Regions from separate parts of the Homo sapiens genome. Here region 1 is linked to region 2. Evidence: chromatin loops called from intact Hi-C (ENCODE). Cell type or tissue: gastrocnemius medialis. All regions are shown on one strand.

What was found. A loop is a pair of places that touch in the nucleus more often than their neighbours do. Peaks named below come from ENCODE experiments on the same cell type or tissue, not always from the same donor. Only the 100,000 strongest peaks of a DNase experiment are listed, where the experiment ranks them.
Region 1: it touches region 2 in a loop (2.2-fold over the local background); 2 of 110 quality-filtered maps call a loop at or near these places.

Annotation. Positions count from the first base shown.
Region 1 is chr20:50,302,994-50,307,993 of GRCh38, forward strand. All of the region lies in intron 2 of LINC01270 (long intergenic non-protein coding RNA 1270), which reads left to right. Among named protein-coding and RNA genes, the nearest start is that of LINC01270, 13 kb to the left of the region's middle. RefSeq lists an enhancer at 1,987-2,762 and a silencer at 3,059-3,353. In gastrocnemius medialis, no CTCF peak of the experiment used is centred here; DNase peaks (open chromatin) are centred at 1,238, 2,518, 3,148, 3,218 and 1 weaker place; H3K27ac peaks cover 4,923 bases.
Region 2 is chr20:50,577,159-50,582,158 of GRCh38, forward strand. It overlaps PTPN1 (protein tyrosine phosphatase non-receptor type 1), which reads left to right. Exons shown (of 10, transcript NM_002827.4): 6 at 1,262-1,471; 7 at 2,010-2,171; 8 at 2,545-2,768; 9 at 4,107-4,302. Among named protein-coding and RNA genes, the nearest start is that of MIR645, 6.1 kb to the right of the region's middle. In gastrocnemius medialis, CTCF peaks have their summits at 3,008 (motif pointing left) and 3,208; DNase peaks (open chromatin) are centred at 133, 673, 943, 2,963 and 2 weaker places; H3K27ac peaks cover 2,180 bases.

The DNA of each region.
Region 1 (5,000 bases), 270 kb before region 2:
GGCGGGGAGCACTGTAGGACCTCAGCAGGTACCTAAACCAGACTTAGGGGGTCAGAGAAGGTTTACGAAGCTCATGACATGTAAACTGAATCCTGAAGGGCATATATGGAGTAGTCAGACAAAGAGTTGAGTGGGAAGAACACACCAGGCAGAAGGAATAGCCCGTGCACGGCTGGGCACAGTGGCTCACACCTGTAATCCCAGCACTTTGGGAGGCCGAGGCGGGCAGATCACCTGAGGTCACGAGTTTGAGATCAGCCTGGCCAACATGGTGAAACCCCATCTCTACTAAAAATAAAAAAATTAGCTGGGCTGTGGTGGTGCATGCCTGTACTCCCAGCTATTCGAGAGGTTGAGGCAGGAGAATCTCTTGAACCCGGGAGGTGGAGGTTGCAGTTAGCCAAGATCGTGCCATTGCACTCCAGCCTGGGCAACAGAGTGAGACCCAATCTCAAAAAAAAAAAAAAAAAAAAAAGGAACAGCCTATGCAAAGGTTCAGAGATCAGAAAAGACATCGTGGAGAAGTGGGTAGTTCGGGCTGGCTGGAACATACAAATTGTAAGGGAGAGGTCAGAGGCTTTAAGGCTGGCCAAGGTGCTACACTTCCTTTGAAAATAATGGGGAGCTTCTGATAGTAAACAGCAGAAAATAGTAGGTGTCTTTCAGGCTCCTGCAGGAGGCTGAATTTGAGGGAGAGGAAGTATCGTTGCAGGGAAAGTAGCGAGGTGGCAAGGAATTGCAGCCACCTGAGTGAGAGGTGATGAGATTGACCTGGCATGGCAGCCTCAGAGGAGGGGAGGGTGGATGGATTTGAGGGAGGTTGAGGACGAGACTCCCAGGCTTTGGTGACCAATTGGGTTGGAGGCATGGCGGCGGGAGGCTTTATGGATGATGCTCATGTTTCTGGCTTTGGACGCTGAACAGTTGTGCAGCCTTCCAAAAGAAGGGAGACAGGCAGAGGGACAGTTTGGGGGAAGTTGCTGAACTTGCTTTGGGCATACTGATTTGGAGGATGCCTGGGGGCCATCCAGGAGGAGGCATCGGGGAAGTGTACAGACATGTGGTCAGAGGCTGAGACAACAGATTGGATATGGACAACCACCCACGACTTTGGAGAAAATGAGTGAAATATTCATTCAACAAATAGCACAGGGGAGCCTGAGACACACTATCTGTTCATGTCTGAATACCTGGCAGTGGGCCAAGGGCCTGGCTGCTTGTTCAATAAGCCAGGAGGAAGCGCTGGAGCAAGACTTGGAGGGTGGGCTGGGTTCTACCAGGAAGAGACAGGATGAGGGCCCAGTGGTCAAGTGCGTGAGGCCTGGGTTTAAGTCCAGCTCCTCTGTGTGTTGATTGCAGGGGCCTGGGCCAGATGTTTTCCCTCCCTGAGCCTGTTTCATCTGAAAATTGGTTATAAGGGACATGGTGAAGCTTCAAAGTTGTGCTTGTGGAAGCAGGTAGCTTGGAGCATGGAGCGGACTTTTGGGGGACAACTTGGGACACAGAGAGTCACCCACTTCCTGGTGTGGCAGAGCCACGGGGGATGGGGAGAGAGAAATTAGGATCCGCCTGAAAAACATCCACAGCTGTGTCCCATGTGAGAAAGGAGACCTCGGCTCCCGCCCAGGCTCCCTTTCACCCCCCAGCCTGCTGGAGCTGGCGGGCGGGGGAATCATCTCCATGGAGTGGAGGAGGGGACCAGATGACAGAAAACTTCTCCACGTCCCTTGGAGCTGCTGGAGCTGGGTCCTGGCCACCGTCCCAACCCATAGCTCCTGACTCGGGGTCAGGCTGAGATTTGCTCCTTCTCTGCCTGCTCCATTCAGCTGCAGCGAACAGAGGCTGCAAACTGGAGGCCTCAGGGGCCCAATCTGGCGCCCAAGCCTGTGGGGCTTTCCTCAGCCCACATAGAATTTTTAAATGAATGAAGCCAATATTTAAGAATCTGTGGGTACTACATAAAAACCTGTGTTTTGATTCCCTCTGGAAAATCAGGGCACGGAGCATCCGATCATATTGGGCCCTGTTCTCTAGGGACCACCATCAACCGGAGCTGAGAGGTGACTGTCTTCAGACAAGGCATGTGCCCCAGTCCCCACCACTCCCTCTTGTCTCTCTGATGCTGAGGCCAAGGAATAGTAGCTATTTATCATCTTACCCCAGCCCACTCTGCTCATTTTAAATTCCTGCCTGGTCCCTGGTGACACAGTTTTCAACCCCAGAGCCAGTCTCTTTTTCCTCTAAAACCACCCAGACTTTGGCCCTGGTTCTAGGCCTGAATTGGCTTCCCAAGAACCCCAGTCTCTGAGCTCCTCAGGGTCATGGTTTACCTTTCCTTCTGCCCCACAAGGCCCAGCACCACCCCCGGGGGACGATGACGGGCTGAGACTTGGCTGGTGTTGGGGGGCCGGCTGGGCCTGTGGGAGGCAGACCCACATGTGCTCTGAGATGTGTCAGCTGGGCCTGGTCACACTCTCTGCGGCTCATCCCTGAGGCATGTGGAACCAGGCGCTGTGCTCGTGGCCCAGCCAGGGTGGTAGGCGGGGCCAGGCCCGGGACATGGTGTATGTCAAGGCCACGCACAACAGGCCTGATGTTCCAGCCGCAAACACATTGGTTGGAAAGAGGAAAGGAGGAGGGAGAGGCAGAGCCGCTTTAAAGACAGTACCCAAAATACAGAGGCAGAAAGAGCCGAACTCACACTGTAAGTTGCTGTGTGACCTTGGGCACGTCACCTCACCTCTCTGAGCCTCTAGCTTAAGATAGAACTAAGGACAGACCCCAGCTTGCAGCCTCGTGGGCATATGCAGTGGTACAGTGGCTGATGTGGGGCCTAATGCCTAGAAGGGCAGCCTGGAATGGAGGCAAAAATCACAGACTTTGGGGCCAGATGAGGTTGCCACTTGTGAGCTGGGTGACCCTGGGCAGGTCGCTTCTCCATCTGCATCCCCAGGGAAGGTCCTCACCAAGTTATTCTGCCAAAAAAAGAATCCATTCACCGAACAAATATTTATTGGGCAATTCCTGTGGGTCAGGCGCTGGGGACATGGCAGGACATAGGACGGTCAAAGGTCTCTGCCCCCGTGGAGTTCACACTTGTGGAGAGAGCAGGCAATACACAAGATAAATAAGTTGCATATTGCATTTGAGAAGATCCATGCTAGGGAGAGAAATGAAGCAGGAAAAGGAGATGGGATTTCAATGGGCGGGGCAGGAACAGCCTGGTGAGCAGGTGACAGCTGACAACGATCTGTAGGAGGTGAGGGAGGGAGCCGCGGGGAGGGGAGAGTGTTCCAGGCAGTGGGAACGGTGCACAGGCCCTGAGTGGGGGCTGTGGCTGTTGTGTTTGGGGTGTAGCAAAGAGGCCAGTGTGTGGAACAGGGTGAGCGAGGGAGAGAGACTAGGAGGACGTGAGGGCCAAGAGGCCGTGGGGGGCGGATCCTGCAGGGCCACGTGGGCTGTTAAAGGACTTTGGCTTTTTCTCTGCAGGACATGGGAGTCATGGAGGGTTCTGAGCATAGAAGGGACGTGGTCTGACTTCAGTTTTCATGGATCCCTCTGGCTGCAGTGGAGAATGGGCTGGAGGGGCCAGGGCCAGGACAGAGGCAGGGGGGATAGTGGGGAGGTGATGGCAATAGTCCACCCTCTGTTTAGTGATCCTGGTCCTTCCCCGCTCTAAAGCCTTCCTGACTTCCCATCGCCTCTGGACAAAGCTCAAACTCCTTAGCGTGACATTCAAGGCCCGCTTACCTGACTCTAGCTGCTCCCTGCCCCGGCTCCTCACTCTCCACAGCATCCCAACCAGATATCCTTCCTTCCCTGCTCCACATGCGGTCCACCTTTGCCCGTGCTGTTTCCTCTGCCAGGAATGCCCTTCCTGTCCCCCTTTGTGACCCAGTTCATGTAAGGCTGAGTCCCACAAGCTAGGAGATAGAAAAGGAAGGAATAGAGGAAAGGCTGTTCCTGGGGAGGGTCAGGGAGGGCCAGGTTTCGGCTCCCCTCTTCTTCCTGGAATTCATCCTCCATGGCCTCCGCAGCTGAGGGCAGGCTCAGGAGCTGGGAGTGGGGCTGTAGCCCACACGACCATGCTGTGTGACCTTGGGCAAGTCACCCACCCTCTCTGGGCCTTGGCTTTTCTGCTCTGTAAAATGGGGAGGATCCTGGAGCTCCTCATGGTGGTTCTGTGCACCCAAGGGCTGTGGCAACTGTGGGAATAATGGCATCCTGGGGAAGACATAACTGCACTTCCTTGCCCAGCCACGACAGGCCAGCTCAGGGTGGCCCTGAGCTGATGCTAGGGGTAGCTTGCAGGAGGGGTGCCCTCTGAAGCCCTGAGCATCTCCAGTTCAGTCACCCCTGAGTGACCTGAGCACCTACAGTGTGTCCAGCCCCAGCACTGTGCTTGAGCACGGACAGAGGCCAGACAGCCTGGTTTCAAATCCCAGCTCTGTCACTTCCTAGCTGTGTGATCTGGGCAAGTAATGTAACCCAGCTGGGCCTTGGTTTCTCACCTGTGACATGGGGACAGTAAGAGTGCTCTCCTCCTGGGAAGCTCAAAGAAGCCAGTGTGCTCCTATAAATACCATGCTCAGTGCGTGGAGGAAGCAGCTTATCAAGGCCAACTAGCATTTTTTTTATTATTATTATTATTATTATTATTATCACCACTGTCATTTCCTGGCTTTGTGGCCTCAGGCATCACTTGCTTCACTGTGCCTCAGTTTTCTCCTCTGTGAGATGGGGTAATAGTCCCACCTTCGAAGAGTTGCCATGAGGACTGAGCCTGACGCATGTAAATGAGCCTGGAGCAGAGTAGGTACTCTGTGATTTTTGTTTGTTTGTTTGTTTGAGATAGGGTCTCGCTCTGTTGCCCAGGCTGGAGTGTGGTGGCAAGATCTTGGCTCACTGCAACCTCTGCCTCCCAGGTTCAAGCGATTCTCCCACCTCAGCCTCCCAGGTAGCTGGGACTACAGGCGTGCGCCACCATGGGCGGCTAATTT
Region 2 (5,000 bases):
ATATGTATTATTTTCATCCCAGCAGAGTTGGGGGAGGTCCTAGTAACTATGCCATGAGCTCTGTGAGGGTGAGGTGGTGTCTTTGCCCCCGCCTCCCTGGCACAGTGACTGGCACATGATTGGCATAGTGTGGACATTCGTCAAGTGAAGGAAGGCATCATGAGCAGATCTCTGGCCTGAATCCTTCTGCCATCAGCTGCTCGCCAGGTGGCCCTGGCACTGGGCCACAGGGAAACTCTCCAGGCTGGTATGGTTCCTGTCTGTGGCTGTCTTCCCGGGCCCATGTTAGGAGACTTTCACTTCCAGAGCCCTTTCCCTCTCAGGGCCTTGCTTACCAAGTGACTGGTTCCCATTTACTAGGAGCTCTTAGGTCATTGAAGATGTTGCGTACTCCCCCCAGTGAGGGCTGCCTTTTGATCACAGCCGCCAGAAGCCTCAAGGAAGGAGCAGAGCTGGAAACAGACGCCAGGCCATTGCTTCTGTTCCTCTGGGGCAGACCCAGCCACGGAAGAGACATTCTGGGACAAGGGCTGGGGTCCACCTTTCAAACGTGTCTGCAGCAGGCTCTCAGCATGGACTCTCTGCCTCCAAACATCCACCTCCTCATCGGAAAATGGATGGGAGTGCCTGCCTGGAGCAGCTGGTGGGAGAGCGCAGCGCCAGCACGTAGGACACACTCGGTTCATGGGCTGATGCCGTTCGCATTGACTGCCTCTTCAGCTGGGTGTTGAGCCACACCTTGGAGTCACCAGTCTTTGGAGACCAAGTCTGCTACTTTTTTCTCTAAAGTGACAATCCTCTGAAACCTCCAGATCATCTTGAAGCCCCCGTCTGAAAGTTGCCCAGAGCCAGTGCCTCACCTGCTGTTCCTTGTTCACTTTTTCACGGGAGGCCTTGCAGGGCTTTATGACAAGATTTTATGGGTGGCTGCCCAGCATCATTGTGACTCGTGAGACAGAGAGAAACCAGTTGTAACCATGTAGACAGTGGAAGTGATAGGGAGAAAAGAGGTGAGGGGACTCTTCAATCCGAAGGGAAATGAAGTCTAAGCAGGCGCACCCTGCAGGTTCAGTGTCAAGCCCAGGGCCTGGCCCCAGGGTGTGGTATTTGTTGACTGGGTGTGTGGACCCTGGGAGAAAGTCTGAGAATGAATGTTCCTCTTAGAGGTAGAGAGTGGAAGGTGACTCTGTGTGTACTTGGAATTAGTGATTTCTGTACAGATGATTCTTTTAGAATCATCATGAGTATTTTTCTCTTTCAGACCCAAGAAACTCGAGAGATCTTACATTTCCACTATACCACATGGCCTGACTTTGGAGTCCCTGAATCACCAGCCTCATTCTTGAACTTTCTTTTCAAAGTCCGAGAGTCAGGGTCACTCAGCCCGGAGCACGGGCCCGTTGTGGTGCACTGCAGTGCAGGCATCGGCAGGTCTGGAACCTTCTGTCTGGCTGATACCTGCCTCTTGCTGGTAAGGAGGCCCTCGCGGGTGCCCTGGGGAGCTCCTCTACCTGCTCTGCTGTGATGTTTTTTCCTAAGTAGAAACTGAAGCGCTCCTCTTCCAAAATACAGAGACTCACTGTGTTAGTCTGTTTTTGCGTTACTAATAAAGGCGTACCTGAGACTCGGTAATTTGTAAAGAAAAGAGGTTTAACTGGCTCCCGGTTCTGCAGGCTGTACAAGCATGGCACCAGCATCTGCTCGGCTCCTGGGGAGGCCTCAGGGAGCTTCCAGTCATGGTGGAAGGTGAAGGGGAGCAGGAGCAAGAGATGGGGGAGGTCCCAGACTCTTAACCAGCTCTCTTGTGAATGCATTGCCTCAGGGAGGGCACCAAGCCTTTCATGAGGGACCTGTCCCCCTGACCCAGACACCTCCCACCCAGCCCCACCTCCAACACTAGGGATCACATTTCAGCATGAGATTGGGAGGGGACAGACATCTAACGGTGTTATTAACGTTGCCCTTGAGAATTGGACCTGGCTGACTTATATCTCCTCTCTGGCTTTCAGATGGACAAGAGGAAAGACCCTTCTTCCGTTGATATCAAGAAAGTGCTGTTAGAAATGAGGAAGTTTCGGATGGGGCTGATCCAGACAGCCGACCAGCTGCGCTTCTCCTACCTGGCTGTGATCGAAGGTGCCAAATTCATCATGGGGGACTCTTCCGTGCAGGTCAGCATTGCCTTTGTTTGAATCCAGGTGTGACCATTTTAACTTTTTTGTCTTTGAAGGAGGCTGTCAGTTGTAAAAGTTCAAACACCGTCTGGTGTCAGGGGAAATAGCTACCCTTCATGTTTAAAATAGCTAGAAAGTTGTCAAAATGTTCACCATGTTGCACTTTGTGCCTTTGAAGTGCTCACATAGAGAGCATTGATAGGAAGACGAGACTTTATTTTCAAAAGATTTCATCTTCCAAGTACATGGCTGCAGCCCTGAGAGGCCGAGAGCCCCTCGCCAAGCCGTCACCTCTGCTCATGCAAAGGGATTTCCTGACAAACCAGCCGAAGTGAACACTAATAGGACTTCCTCTTGCTGCTCTTTCAAGGATCAGTGGAAGGAGCTTTCCCACGAGGACCTGGAGCCCCCACCCGAGCATATCCCCCCACCTCCCCGGCCACCCAAACGAATCCTGGAGCCACACAATGGGAAATGCAGGGAGTTCTTCCCAAATCACCAGTGGGTGAAGGAAGAGACCCAGGAGGATAAAGACTGCCCCATCAAGGAAGAAAAAGGAAGCCCCTTAAATGCCGCACCCTACGGCATCGAAAGGTAATATGATTGGGTCCCAGCTTGTTGGGGTGAGGGGAAATGACTTTCTGTTCTAGAAACACACGCTGGTACTGAAACCCTGTGGATGCAGCCTCCTGTTGGCAAGCAGCGCTTCCGCATCCTTGGGGAACAGGGCGCGTGGACCACAGCCACTCCACTCCTGGCTGCTGGAGGTCCGGTATTGGGCACAGGGTGGCCGCAGGACATGAGCCACTTCTGTGGGCTTCTAGTGCCACCTTGTGGTGCTTGTTGGAATGAGGGGCTCGGAGCCACCGAGTAGGGTTTTTCTGCCCCCCCTGACGACAGCGCCCTCCCCCAGGTTTCCGGACAGTCCTGAAATGTGATGTCCAGGCTTGAGTGCCCTCAGTCCCCACAGTGGTCCTTTGGGGAATGTAACCTTTTTTATGTGGTCTTGATTAAATCCCATTTTACTTCCTTGCAGGTTAACAACCATTATTGAGTACCTATTGATATGTGTGGTGTACTGAGTTAACTAGAACATGTCCCCTGGTCTGTGTTCTAGACCATCTTGCTGGGAAAAAGGCAGACCCAAAGCATATTTTGGTGGGGGCCCATGGACAGTGATGTGATAGAGGTGTCCGCTGAGGTGGTCAGGGAAGGCTGCTTGCAGTAGGTGGCCGTGCACGGAAAGTTTGCAGAATGAGCAGGTGTTAGTTCCAGCTGGAGATGACTGCCGGCTGTGCCCTTGGTACCTGCTTTCTGGAGGGAAGTTTTAAGACGTGTGCATACTTGACCCAGCAGTTGTATACATGGAGAAATTTACTTTGCAGCAACTCTCAAAACAAGCGTGTAAAGATGTGTATAGGTAGTTGTGTTTGTTGTGGCATTGTTTGTAGTAGTGAAAAATTAGAGACAGGCCAATGATATAACCAGGGACCTGATCAATTATGTTCTCTCCCGGTGTTGGGATATTCTGTAGCTCTTAAAGAATGAGATCTGGGTGTACTGATGTGGCCAGACATTGCAATTGCAGTACATGAGAAGGCAAATCATACAGTAGTGTGTACACCAGTGAGTCCTCCAGCCAGATAAATCCTCACAGTGACCAGTCGCCCAGGCACCTTGTGAACCCTACCCTGGGTGTGGGTGCTATCTGAAGTACCTGGGGGAGGGGGTGACAAGTGGACTTCAGGCTGATGTGGGCCCTGGCCTGGCCCTCCCTCCAAGCAGAGGGGGCTGGCTCGCTGGAAGGTTAACATCATCCAACTCTGTCTACACGTGGCTTGTTTTTTCCTAGAATTCCTGCCACAATAGCAGCATCCTTGCCATTCATTTTCTCCAAAGTGAGTAACCCATCTCTGCCCTCTGATTCCTCAGCATGAGTCAAGACACTGAAGTTAGAAGTCGGGTCGTGGGGGGAAGTCTTCGAGGTGCCCAGGCTGCCTCCCCAGCCAAAGGGGAGCCGTCACTGCCCGAGAAGGACGAGGACCATGCACTGAGTTACTGGAAGCCCTTCCTGGTCAACATGTGCGTGGCTACGGTCCTCACGGCCGGCGCTTACCTCTGCTACAGGGTATGTTTCCACTGACAGACGCGCTGGCGAGATGCTCGTGTGCAGAGAGCACTGGCCGCTAGCCCGATGGTAGGATTCAGTTCTGTGGTGCATCTGAGCCAGTCTCAGAAGAAACAGATCAAAGGTTTTTAAAGTCTGGAACTGTGGAAGGGCTAACAAGAGAATTAAGGATCGATGCACTGGGGTTTTAAGGAGCCCTCTGGTCCCAAGAATATAAGAGTCTAATCTCAGGGCCTTAACCTATTCAGGAGTAAGTAGAGAAAATGCCAAATACGTCTGTTTCTCTCTCTCTTTTTTTTTTTATTCCTTTGTTTTTGGAAAAAAATAGAGTTACAACACATTGTTGTTTTTAACCTTTATAAAAAGCAGCTTTTTGTTATTTCTGGAACAAAAAAAAACAAAGTAGGCACTTATGAAACTTTCTCATACCCTTAGGTGATGTAATCAGCCATATAATTTATATTTGATTTCCCAGGGAAGGAATCCCAAACTTTTACGAATGTAAACTCCCTTGGAGAAGAGGGTTAGGACGCTGTTGCGCTCAAGCCCCCCTCAGCTGTGTGCACACTGAGCCAGGACAGGGTCTTTGAGCTTTCCCACTATAAGAAGAACAGCAACAAAAGGCCGTCTAGAAAAACAGAACCTGCCTCTGCTTCTGCTCAGGGTGTCCCCGCTGGGTTTCCATTGTCCTTTCTCCA